2 separate regions of the Homo sapiens genome follow, and region 1 is linked to region 2. Evidence: chromatin loops called from intact Hi-C (ENCODE). Cell type or tissue: CD4-positive, alpha-beta T cell. All regions are shown on one strand. Each heading gives the region's core, and the rest is flanking DNA. Links, peaks and the distances in the headings are about the cores only.

What was found. A loop is a pair of places that touch in the nucleus more often than their neighbours do. Peaks named below come from ENCODE experiments on the same cell type or tissue, not always from the same donor. Only the 100,000 strongest peaks of a DNase experiment are listed, where the experiment ranks them.
Region 1: a loop joins it to region 2, with 3 times the contacts of the local background. A loop is called at or near these places in 11 of 110 quality-filtered maps.

The regions. Positions count from the first base shown.
Region 1 is chr6:111,757,458-111,762,836 of GRCh38, forward strand. All of the region lies in intron 3 of FYN (FYN proto-oncogene, Src family tyrosine kinase), which reads right to left. Among named protein-coding and RNA genes, the nearest start is that of FYN, 110 kb to the right of the region's middle. In CD4-positive, alpha-beta T cell, for the core only: no CTCF peak of the experiment used is centred there; DNase peaks (open chromatin) are centred at 1,664, 2,574, 3,639 and 4,634; H3K4me3 peaks cover 3,130 bases; H3K27ac peaks cover 5,000 bases.
Region 2 is chr6:111,994,904-112,000,282 of GRCh38, forward strand. No RefSeq gene overlaps it. Among named protein-coding and RNA genes, the nearest start is that of CCN6, 57 kb to the right of the region's middle. In CD4-positive, alpha-beta T cell, for the core only: CTCF peaks have their summits at 2,432 and 2,635; DNase peaks (open chromatin) are centred at 1,569 and 2,378; H3K4me3 peaks cover 374 bases.

The DNA.
Region 1 (5,379 bases), core at 177-5,176, 240 kb before region 2:
CTTTGAACTGTGGTGAATCACACTTATTCACTGGAAAGACACATAAGCAGGAAGTCCAGGCCTCTGCAAATCAAACTCTGCCTAAAAGGAAAAATATGGCTGATACCTTCTCTTCTACACAGCTTACAATAAAGTCAGCAGGAAGTGGCCCTCCAAAATGGCATCCCACATCAGGAAGGAGATGGATGCTATGAAGGGAGACATTGGTCAAGAGGTAGGCAAAGCTCTTAAGAAAGCTCTTGAATGCTTGGTTCTTCATTTACATGAAGATAATAGGGAGAGTTACTTCTGTTGAAATTTCACTACAACAAAACACAGGATGTCATTTAAATTCTAAGAACTTCTTGATCCAATTGCGTTCCCTGTACTCTTACTGTATATCCAGGTATGTCCATCGGCATGGGGGCCTGGTCAGCTCATGTTTTTAACAGTCTTAGAGAAGGAAACTATGGCACATACGATTTCTTTTTTCCACAGAGGGGTTGACTTATTACCATTTTTAATGAAGTGACAAAAAAAATGAGATAAAAGGGTAGAGAATGTTCTATATTCACGTGGATCTTGCTGGACAACTCACTCAATAAAAACATGGTTATCTGAAAACACTAGATTCTGATGTTGTTTTTAAAAATATGTTAAAAGCCTAACTCACTGGAAACATCAAAATAAGCAAAGATAGTAGACTGATTTTCTGTTTGATTAAATATAGTACATACCTATAATGGAATAGTATATAGCACTAAAATCATATTGCAACATAAATTTAGTGACTAAAAAATATTCACGGTGCACTGCTAAGTTAAAACAAAGTAGGATATAAAACATTAAGTCCAATTTGAAACCATGTTTTAAACATTCCTAAATTTGCACCGGGAAAGGACATTCAACAAAATACTAATGATGTGCGTGACTATCTCTGTGTGATGGGTTAATAGGTGACTTTTGTTTTGTTCTGTATCTTTAAGTACTTTACACTAGGGGTGTATATTAATGTGGACGTTATTTAAAAAAATCCACCATAATGAAAATGCCTAGAATTCACATCATATACATTTTTGGTGGTCACCAAAACATTCACAAACCAAGTATAGTTTCATGGCAGTGAAAATACCCAACAAAAGCCAAGTGTCCTGCTGATTGTTAGACTGGAGGACGACCTTTTCTCCTGAACTCCTGTTCTCCACTGGGCATTTGCCCTGGGGCATGGCTCAGTGCCCCCAGGAGACACTGAAATGGCTCAGTGCCATCCCAACAAGATGTTTCCTTCCTTTGGCTTACTCTCATACCATCAGCGGGGGACAGTGCAGACTGCAGCCCAGCATTTAGGACGGCAGGACAGGAATGAAAATTCTGGGCATGAACAAAGCTCCACTTACCACCTCCAGAACGCCGCTTCTCTGATTAGCAACTTTCTCCGATCTGAAGCGTGGCTTCCCAGCCTTCCACACCAGTGGCCTATATCTTTTCCACCAATCTCCCACTGCCCCTCACACACTCTCCAGCCAGGATGGAATGCACCTCCACATAACTGTCCATGCAGTTCCCACATCTTGTCCACCGGCCAGGCCCATGCGAGTCTTACCCTTCACGTAAGCCTCCCTTCTCAGCTCCTCAGACCTGCGCTGGTCTCCCCCTCTCTCAGCTCCTTGGCTTATACCCAACACTTGATCATTTGCAGGTGAGACAGTCACATTGTTTAACTGTTTCCTGTGCATGGCAGGGTCTGGTAAGGGTTGGGGCCAAGAATCTCTTTGATTCTTCCCATTGCCTTCTTCTGGCTTCTGGCACAGGTCTACAATATAGTAGGTTCTCAAAACCAGAACATAGATCTTTTAAGGTGGAGTGATTTCACTGGCACTTTTCCTGACAATGATTTTGTCAGCAATCTCTTCCTTCTGGTCTGCCTGTCTGCCTCTCTTTTTATGCTTGTCTCATCCTTAAGAGCAAAGAATGGCATTTTTCCTGCTCACTCTTCTCAGCTCATAAACAAATGGCTTCCTCTCTACTCCAGCCCTCGTGCAGTGGTGCTAACCGAACGGAGGCTGTCCACAACGGTGCTGGGTCCTCTCGCCTGCTCACTCCCAGGCACCCAGGCACTCGGTGCCCATTCTCATCAAGGACTGTGGATCTTTTGGTTCCCCCCCTAGGGGTTCTTGCCCTTCAGGACTTTGGTGGGCTATGTTCCACATTCATTTACTCACCCACTCATTCAGCACCTAGTTCCTTAGTGCCTTCTGTGTGCCAGGCACTGTTATGTAAACTCACTGTTGTATGTCTTGTCTCCCCACCTACATTGAAAGCTCCCCGACGGCAACGATTATCTGCTACGATTATTTAATTGTCACCAGAGAATCTAACACTGTGTTCAGAAAGTGAAAAATATTTACCTGACTGAAAGGAGAAGGAGAAAAGGAATAAAGCAGAAAGCTTCAGTTTTCATTCGATTATTCTCTCCGCTGTGGTTTGACTAGAGATGGCGTAAAAAGATAAGGCAAAACTTTGACTCTAGCAGACTGAGTACAGCCTTCATTTTTTTTTTTTTCTGGGCCTCTGTCCAGACCAAATGAGACAGTGACGTATGTGAAAACATTCTTTACGTTGCAGAATATTTTACAAATATGAAGTGTCATCATCATCACGATATGCGTCACCCATACCGTACTGTGAAAAGTTTGATTCCAAACAATAAGCAACCAAATCACCCCATTTTGCAAGCTCCTGCAACCAGCAGCATAATACAGCCAGAAAAAAAAGCTGACAGCCTGACAAAACCCAAATGGAAAATTAAAATGAGCAAGAACAGCCACACACCCAAAGAGAGAGCAAACCCGCACTGCTTGGAGGAGGAAATCCTCTAATTGCCTCCACACTCCTGCTCGCTTCCATCTGCTTGCATTTAAGGAAACCCAACTACTGGGCTCCTCGCAGCTGTAGAGAAAAAGATAGGCATCCTAAGTGCCTGGATGGCTGCAGCAGGCAGGGACCGACAAGAGGACAGAAGATCCACAGGCAAGGCTCAACAGCACATCTAAAAACAAATTTAATGTGTGTTATGCAAAATGGCAAACCAGCTCCCCTGGCTGTGAGGTCACATGAAATAATAACGGAACTCCTTCTCAGGAGAAAGGCAGCAGTGGCGTGTGTGGGCAGGAATGCTGCAGCGCGCTCCTCACACAAAGAAGCCCATGGGCCTCCCCTCAAGCTGGGAGTTGCACGGAGCCCAGGCTGCAATTAGGTTTCTTGTGGGGAAGTGACTGGAGACATAGGCACCCATGTTCCTCACTGTGGGGTAACTAAATCGCCTTTGGCAAAACTTCTTAAGTGCAATTATAGTTTTTAGAAATGCCAACCTTTTGATTCCAGTCTCACTTTGACCATTTCTCCCCTGCTCTTCCTATCTGAATCTCACCAGTCCCATTCTCCAGTCTGCCCTCGGCCTTCTCCCTTTCTGGACTGCTGACCACCTATGCTCAGGACCTTACTGTGCCTCCATAATCAGAGGGATCCCCTAAGGTGCAACCAAATTGTATAATTTAAAAAACTCCACATCTTGGAGAGCAGGCAGTTCATTGTGAGATGATGAAACTGTGGTGCAGAGATGCAAAGACACAAGATGTGTTCACATCACCAGCCAGTGGCAGGGACAGGGCCTGACAGCAGATATCTACAACTCAACATACATAATACAGAAAAAGGACACTAGCACTTGGTGGCACTTGTTACAAGCCAGAGACTAGGCAGGGAGCCTTCACATTCTTTATCTGAGTCCAAACCTGACATTAATCCTGTGAGCTGGACTAAGAAGTTAAGCCACTTTCCCAAAATCTTGCAGCCAGTAATGATGCCGATGAGATTCATTCCCAGGTCTGATTGCAAAGCCTGTTCTTCCTTCTAGCCTGTACTGCCAAAAGATTTCAGGGTGAAGGAAGCTGATGGAGTAGTTAACTCATGAGATGGGTTCCTCTTTGTGGCTGTATACCTGCTCGTGGTCTAGTGAAAGGAGAACAGTTAATGAATGGTATGAATGGCAGTGCACTGGAATTCTGGAAGATGAAGCTGGAAATCAGTAGGAAAGGTTGTTATTGAAAATGCCTTGGTTTCCTGGTGTGACCATAGTTTTATAATTTGTGGGGACCCTGGAAGATTCTAGAGAGGTGGGCTTTGTATCTCCAAGTGGCTCCCTCCTCCACAGCAGTCTAAAACCAGAAGGGCAGAGCCTTCCGGGGCGACAACCACTTGGCTTCAAGCACTGAAGGGTGGAGTGGATGCTGCCATGGCAGGCAAGCTTAGGAGGAAGAACAGTGGCTGCTGGGACCTCCAGGACGCTCTGCAGGGTTGTGAAAGGGGGCTGCTAGCTGCTTGCCCAGGGTCTCCTTGTACTTTTAGCAAAAAAAATGCTCTCGAGAATCCCCTGGACAGGCTATCTGCATCCAATCATCATTCCCAATGCTGAGACTGCTCAGCAATCCCTGGTCAGCTCACCGTCAAAGCAGGACCTGCATTACATCATGGAGGAGTGTGGGTGGCTCGATGTTTTTTATGTGAAGAAATTGGTTATGCCCTTCCGTGAGAAGGAACAGCTTCAACACGTAGGCTGTGTGTATGCAAAATGTTCCTTTGGGTAAATGGTAAAAAGAAATCATCATGGAATCCTATCTAAGTGGCTTGAACTGGAAAAAATAACTTGTTCATTTTATCTGGCTCTGGCTTTCCACGAGCAGCAGCGGTGAGGAAGCTTCCTGAGCTGTTGGCCACAGCTGGGGGCCACCCTGGGAGAGGCTTTGCTTCTGCATCTGGTTTTCTCAGTTCCCTAAGACCTCACCAGTTAATGCTCATTACTTATACCTCTAAGTAATGTCTATTTTATTGTAAACGATAATAAAATTCTAAGCCCCCCAAGTGACTAAGTGGACCCTCCTCTTGACCATGGGGATCCAAAGAAACCTGGAAAACTAGTTCAGGCCATGAAGGGAAGGTGGGGGTCAGATATGCCTTGTTATACCCTCCTCCCTTTGGAGTTCAGGCACAACTGGCTGGCATGAACATTAAAACAGAGACCCTAAGGCTGACAGAACAGACTCTTATAGCAATATGATACTAACTCCAACCTGACACTAGCATAACATCACATGACAGATAACAGGCCCTAAAAGGAAATCAAAGTATTTTACCCTAACATATATTTCCCTGATGTATTTTGAAATGGCCCTGCAAAGCTGTGTCTCTTGTGGGGGAAGTCTGCATGCAGGGGTGTCCAACCTTTTGTCTTCCCTGGGCCACACTGGAAGAACTGCCTTGGGCCACACATAAAATATACTAATGATAGGTGATGAGCTTAAAAAAAAAAAAAGTCCTTGCATAATTTTTGTGATATCTGCC
Region 2 (5,379 bases), core at 275-5,274:
CCTAAATGGCCACTGACAGATGAATGGATAAACAAAATGTAGTATATACAGACAATGGGCTATCACTCAGCCTTAAGAAGGAATGAAGTTCTGACATGCCACAACATGAATGAACCTTGAAAACATGATGCTAAGTGAAATAAATCAGACACCGAAGGACAAATATTGTATGACTCCGCTTTTATGAGGTACGTAGAATAGTCAAACTCACAGAGACAGAAAGCAGACTGGTGGTTGCCAAGAAGTGAGAAGAGGGGAAAATGGGGAATTAGTGCTTAACGGCTACAGAGTTCCAGTCTGGGATAATAAAAAAGTTCTGAAGATGGGTGGTGGTGATGGTTGCACAACATTGTGAATCTACTTAATGCCACTGAATTGTACACTTAAAAATGATGAAAATAGTAAATTTTATAATATATATATGTGTGTGTGTATATATATATATATATGTCTTAGTTTGGGCTGCTATAACAAAATACCTTAGAATGGGCATTTTATAAATGATAGAAATTTATTGCTCTCAGAACAGCCTCAGTTCTAGGGGCTGGGAAGTCCAGGATCAAGGCACCTACAGATCTGGTGTCTGATGAGGGCCTATTCCTCATAAACAATGCCTTTTATGTGTCCTCACATGGCAGAAGGACAACAAGCTCCCTCTGGCTTCTTTTATATGGGCACTAATCCCATTCATGAAGGCTCTGCCCTCATGACTGAGTCACCTCCCCAAATTAATGCCATCACATTGGAGGATCAGGTTTCAACATATGAATCTGGGGGAAGCACAAACATTCAGAACATAGCAGTATATTTTACCACAATATTAAAAAGGTGGGCTGGGCACAGTGGGTCACGCCGGTAATCCCAGCACTTTGGGAGGCTGGGGCAGGTGGATCACCTGAGGTCGGCAATTCAAGACCAGCCTGGGCAACATGGTGAAACACCCCTCTATTAAAAATACAAAAGTTAGGCCAGGCACGGTGGTGGGTGCCTGTAATCCCAGCTACTTGGGAGGCTGAGGTTGTACCTCCCAGGTTGAATCTGGGAGGCAAAGTTTGCACCTGGGAGGCAAAGGTTGCAGTGAGCTGAGATCGCACCACTGCCCTCCACCCTGGGCAAGAGAGAGAGACTCCTTCTAAATAAATAAATAAATAAATATGTACAGTCAGATTCCTTCCCTCTAAACTACACCTATGCCATGTCCCTCCTGCTATAACACTGTTAGAGGTTCCTTTCCTCTCATCCTACTCAGTGACAGCACCTCCGCCTGGGACCCAAGTGTAGGCTGCCTCTCGTAATAAGTTCTCGGCTGCTTTCATGTAATAAGCCTCCTCACAGAAGCCACGGTCGTGGCTGCATCCTGGCCCCTGCTAGGCTGTTGCAGCCTCTGCTCTCTTCCCATGTCGGGGGTTGTCAAAGCCACACTCTTTACCAATAAACCTTTTTTAGTTGACACCAGTGCTCTGGACCCTATCTTTTGGGAATTTTTCTAAGCCTTGCCGTCAGTGCCACAATCTTAATGTTGAATGAGACACTGCTTTGCACCGGTGTCTGCGTGTATGATGTCACTGCATCACCACTGCAATTCTACTTTGGGTCTAGAGTCAAGGGCAGAAGTGGAAATGCAGCAAACAATAAATACTTCGTGACTTGCCTCAAAATGATAATACCGCCGACTTTTATTTCAGCTCTGGCTTCCAGCTCGCCTTTGGGATTGGTCTGTGCTGAAAGCAATTTCCAAAGTTAGGACCAAAGAAGGAGCAGATGAATATAATTAGGAGAGGAAGAATAGGAGTCAGCCAAGCAGAGATCTGGTTCATTAATAATGGCCTTCGATTAGAATACTGCTTTTTGGGTGGCGTCTTTAGGATTCTCAGCATCAAGAGAGGCTGTAATTGCTTACAATGTTATCGGCCCTGTTGTCTTGTCATTTTATTTCTTAGCTGTTTTATATTCTGGGCGTAGAACCAGCTGGGAAGGATACAAGCCCAGTGGTGTCAGTGATAGCGGCTAACTGCAGGTATGGTCCATATTTAAGCCTGGGCTTTTATTCAAGTCCTTCATATTGTACACTCCTCAAACTGCTTAATGGAAGTGGGGGAAGAAGTGATATGGTTGGGGGGTCAGACAGGGAGGGGAAGGGAAGTGTTGAAACGTCATAAATTATGCAGTACTTAAAAAAATTCAAATTAATTTGAAGCACCTTTAATTATCTGCTTTATCCTCGTTTTATACTTTTGTCTGTGAAATAAAAAGCAACGTCCTCGCAGGCCGATGCGCTGTACCTGAACCGGGTGTGGCCAAACTGATCTTCCTGCCACCAAAGCCTGCAGGCTGTTCCCACTGCAGTGAAGACGTGCGGCGGTGAGCCTGCCTCTCCTGCCTGCGTTGGGAGGTGAGGTTCGGATGTGATCAACAGCGACCTCTAGCGTGAGCCTGAGACTTTGCATTTGGTTAAGCGTACAGAAGGAAAATAGCAGACATGGGAATTCTGATCAAATTTCCAACGAACAAAGGCGAGGTAACAAAAAACATTTCTCATTGTTTCCCCTGGTAGAGAAGCCCAGGACTGACAGCTGAGGATTTCACTTCATTGGTACCACTTACTCCCATCAGTGCTGGAGATGCTATTCCAAACATTGCCTTATTTCTTTTCCCTCAAACGGATCATTGGGATTGGTTTTAAAAAGCCCTTTCACTTGCCTTTAGGATTTCAACCAGAGAGTTCCCATAGGAAAGCATCAACTCTTTTACTGCAGGGTGTGTGTGTGTGTGTGTGTGTGTGGTTGAAATAGCGGACAGGAGAGTAGGAGAGAAGAGCAATGTCTCCGGGCGCTGTGAGGAGGTCAGGGGTTCCCGCTCACCCTTCTTCACTGACAGCCGCTCCCTAGAGGTGGCCAGCTCTCCATTTCTACCTGAGGCTGTCGACTATTGAAGATTTCCTTCCCCTGACCTTGGTGCGTTCACAGAGCAGCAATCAGCTCCAGGGGGTTCTTGCCCTCGCCCCTGCTTTCTGCTTCCGTCTTCTGCCCCTCCCACTCTTCTGAAGCCAGGTTCTGAGTCTCCAGGGTGATGTGCAGGCCAAGTGTGTGCACAGGCTGATGGCGCTCATTCCCAGCGAAGAATGGGGCCAGAGGATGACTTCCAAACTCTGTCAGGAGCCAGGAGCAGATTCTTTAGAGAAAGGCTAACATCGCAGTTCATGGCCCATGACTTTGCTGTTGGGGATGGGAATTTGTGGGATGTGTTTTGCAAGGGGTTTGGGGGGTTAGGGAATGAGGGAATATATTTTCCTGTAACTTCAACCAATTGAAGGCAGATAGATTTGCAGTACATATTTGCTGTAATAACTGGGTTTGGCCTGCCGTTGCCTTTTAACCAAGCTTCAACATAGAAATGCTCCATGTTTTGCTGTTGTGTTTTAAGCTATGAGCACATAATGGTGCTTGGGGCTTTCTCAATTTCACCTGTGCTTCCTCCTCCCAGTAGTATTAGATCAAGGACCCAAGCATTTGCTTAAAGGGCCTTAACTCTCAGGGCCTAATCCACGTGCCCTATCAATACACAAACTTACAGAGACATTTTCAGAGTTATGAAAATGTACACATCAGAAGCAAGAAGTATATTACATGTGAATACCCTTTATACAATTTCTATTAGACTTGTCCTAGTTTCTTTTAGCAACAACCATTGTCCCCACAAAGATTCTCTTCTTGACCAAACTAGCAGACTCCCCTGAGCCCTCTTCTCTACTGGGGCTCGACCTTGATCTATAAACACTTGAACAAACACTAACAAAGTATCAAAAAACTCAAAGCTGCACCCCTCAGATGACCCTAGCCCCCATAAAGCACCTGCCTGAGAGAACTCAAGGCTACTAAAAGAATTTACTGTTTGTTCCTGCCAACACCTAAAGACAGGGTCCCAGTCACCCAATCTCTGTAGTAGGGTAGGAATCTAATTTCAATAAGTGCCAATTAGCAAATCCAGGTGGGTTTCACGTGGATCAACACCTCCTTCTCACTTTTTGTAATTTTTCACTTCTCTGACTCTACTGAGCCTCTACTCCCTCAATCCCATTTTGAAATATCCAGCCACATCTGCAAATCAAGGATGAGTTCAGTTCACACTGGACTCTTTTCTCTATTGCAATTGTTATTAATGTTTAAAATAGGCCCTTTCCACTTTAGTGTCCAGTTTTGTCTCCCTTTGATAGTCCATTTAAAAATGGTCCACAATGGTTGAACACATATTGAGCACCGTTTACTACAATCAGTGCTGAAGAAGCAGAGAAGAATCAGACAGTGTCCAAAGTAGTCCTCAAGGATCCAGCCATAAACTCACCATTAAAAAAAAAAACCCGTAAATACCAACGTGGTTCCCATATAGGGCCCCTGAGCATAGAAAATCACAAAGACCTAATCCCTCATCCATGTGTGAAAGCCAATAAGTTACAGAGAGCACTGCAGGAGCCGCCCTTAGAGTTGACCATCAAAAGCCAGAGATTCACACTATATCCAGCCATGGAAACCATAGGAAGCTAACATGCTGTCCCTTGCCTGGAACACATGTTCTCCAGATATTTGCATGGCCTGCTCCGTCGTGTCCAGCATTCTTCTTCAATGTCAACTCCATGGTGAGGACTTTCCTGGCCATTCTATTTCCAGTACATCCAAAAGAACCAGGCACCTAGTAGGTGCTCAGTAAACATCAGTTCAGTGAGTGTCTATATTTAACATTGTTGACATCTCTTTCTGGAAATGCTGTCCTCTTCACAATCTTAGTTCTTTTCTCTAGCTCTTATGTTGTGGTTTCTTTGTTTTCCATACTCTTATTTTTCAAGGCTCAGGTTCTTAACACATACTTTTCTCTTTCTCCACTTTATTCATTGGGGATCATATGGATTCTCAGAGCTGTATGTCTCACATCTATGCTCCCTGCTAGTCTCATATTTCTAGCTGCCTGGTGGCCGTTTCCTTTGAGATGCCTTACTGTCACCTAAACTCCCAAATTGCTTTACCCATCGGAGTCACTATCCCTACCAGTGTCATGATTTCCCTTCTGCTCAGCTAAACTTCAAAACTTTCAAGTTCTTTTTATTCCTCTATTTATGTTTTTTTCCCCAGTAAACACCAAGTCCTACGGGTTCTTCCTTCAGAATGTATTAATTAAGGAAATATGTATTTATTGCAAAACACAATGCTAAATACCTAGGGAAGGTGTGGTATAAAGTTTCCTATTTTTCCCTCAGGGAGTTTGTAATCTAGGCTGAGAAGAAAACCATGTTCAGGAATTATAATTTAAGGCAGAAAATAATTAGTCTAAAGTTAGGGTTTATGAGAATGTAAAAGAGGGAAAAATACTTTCACTTGGATTAGAGAA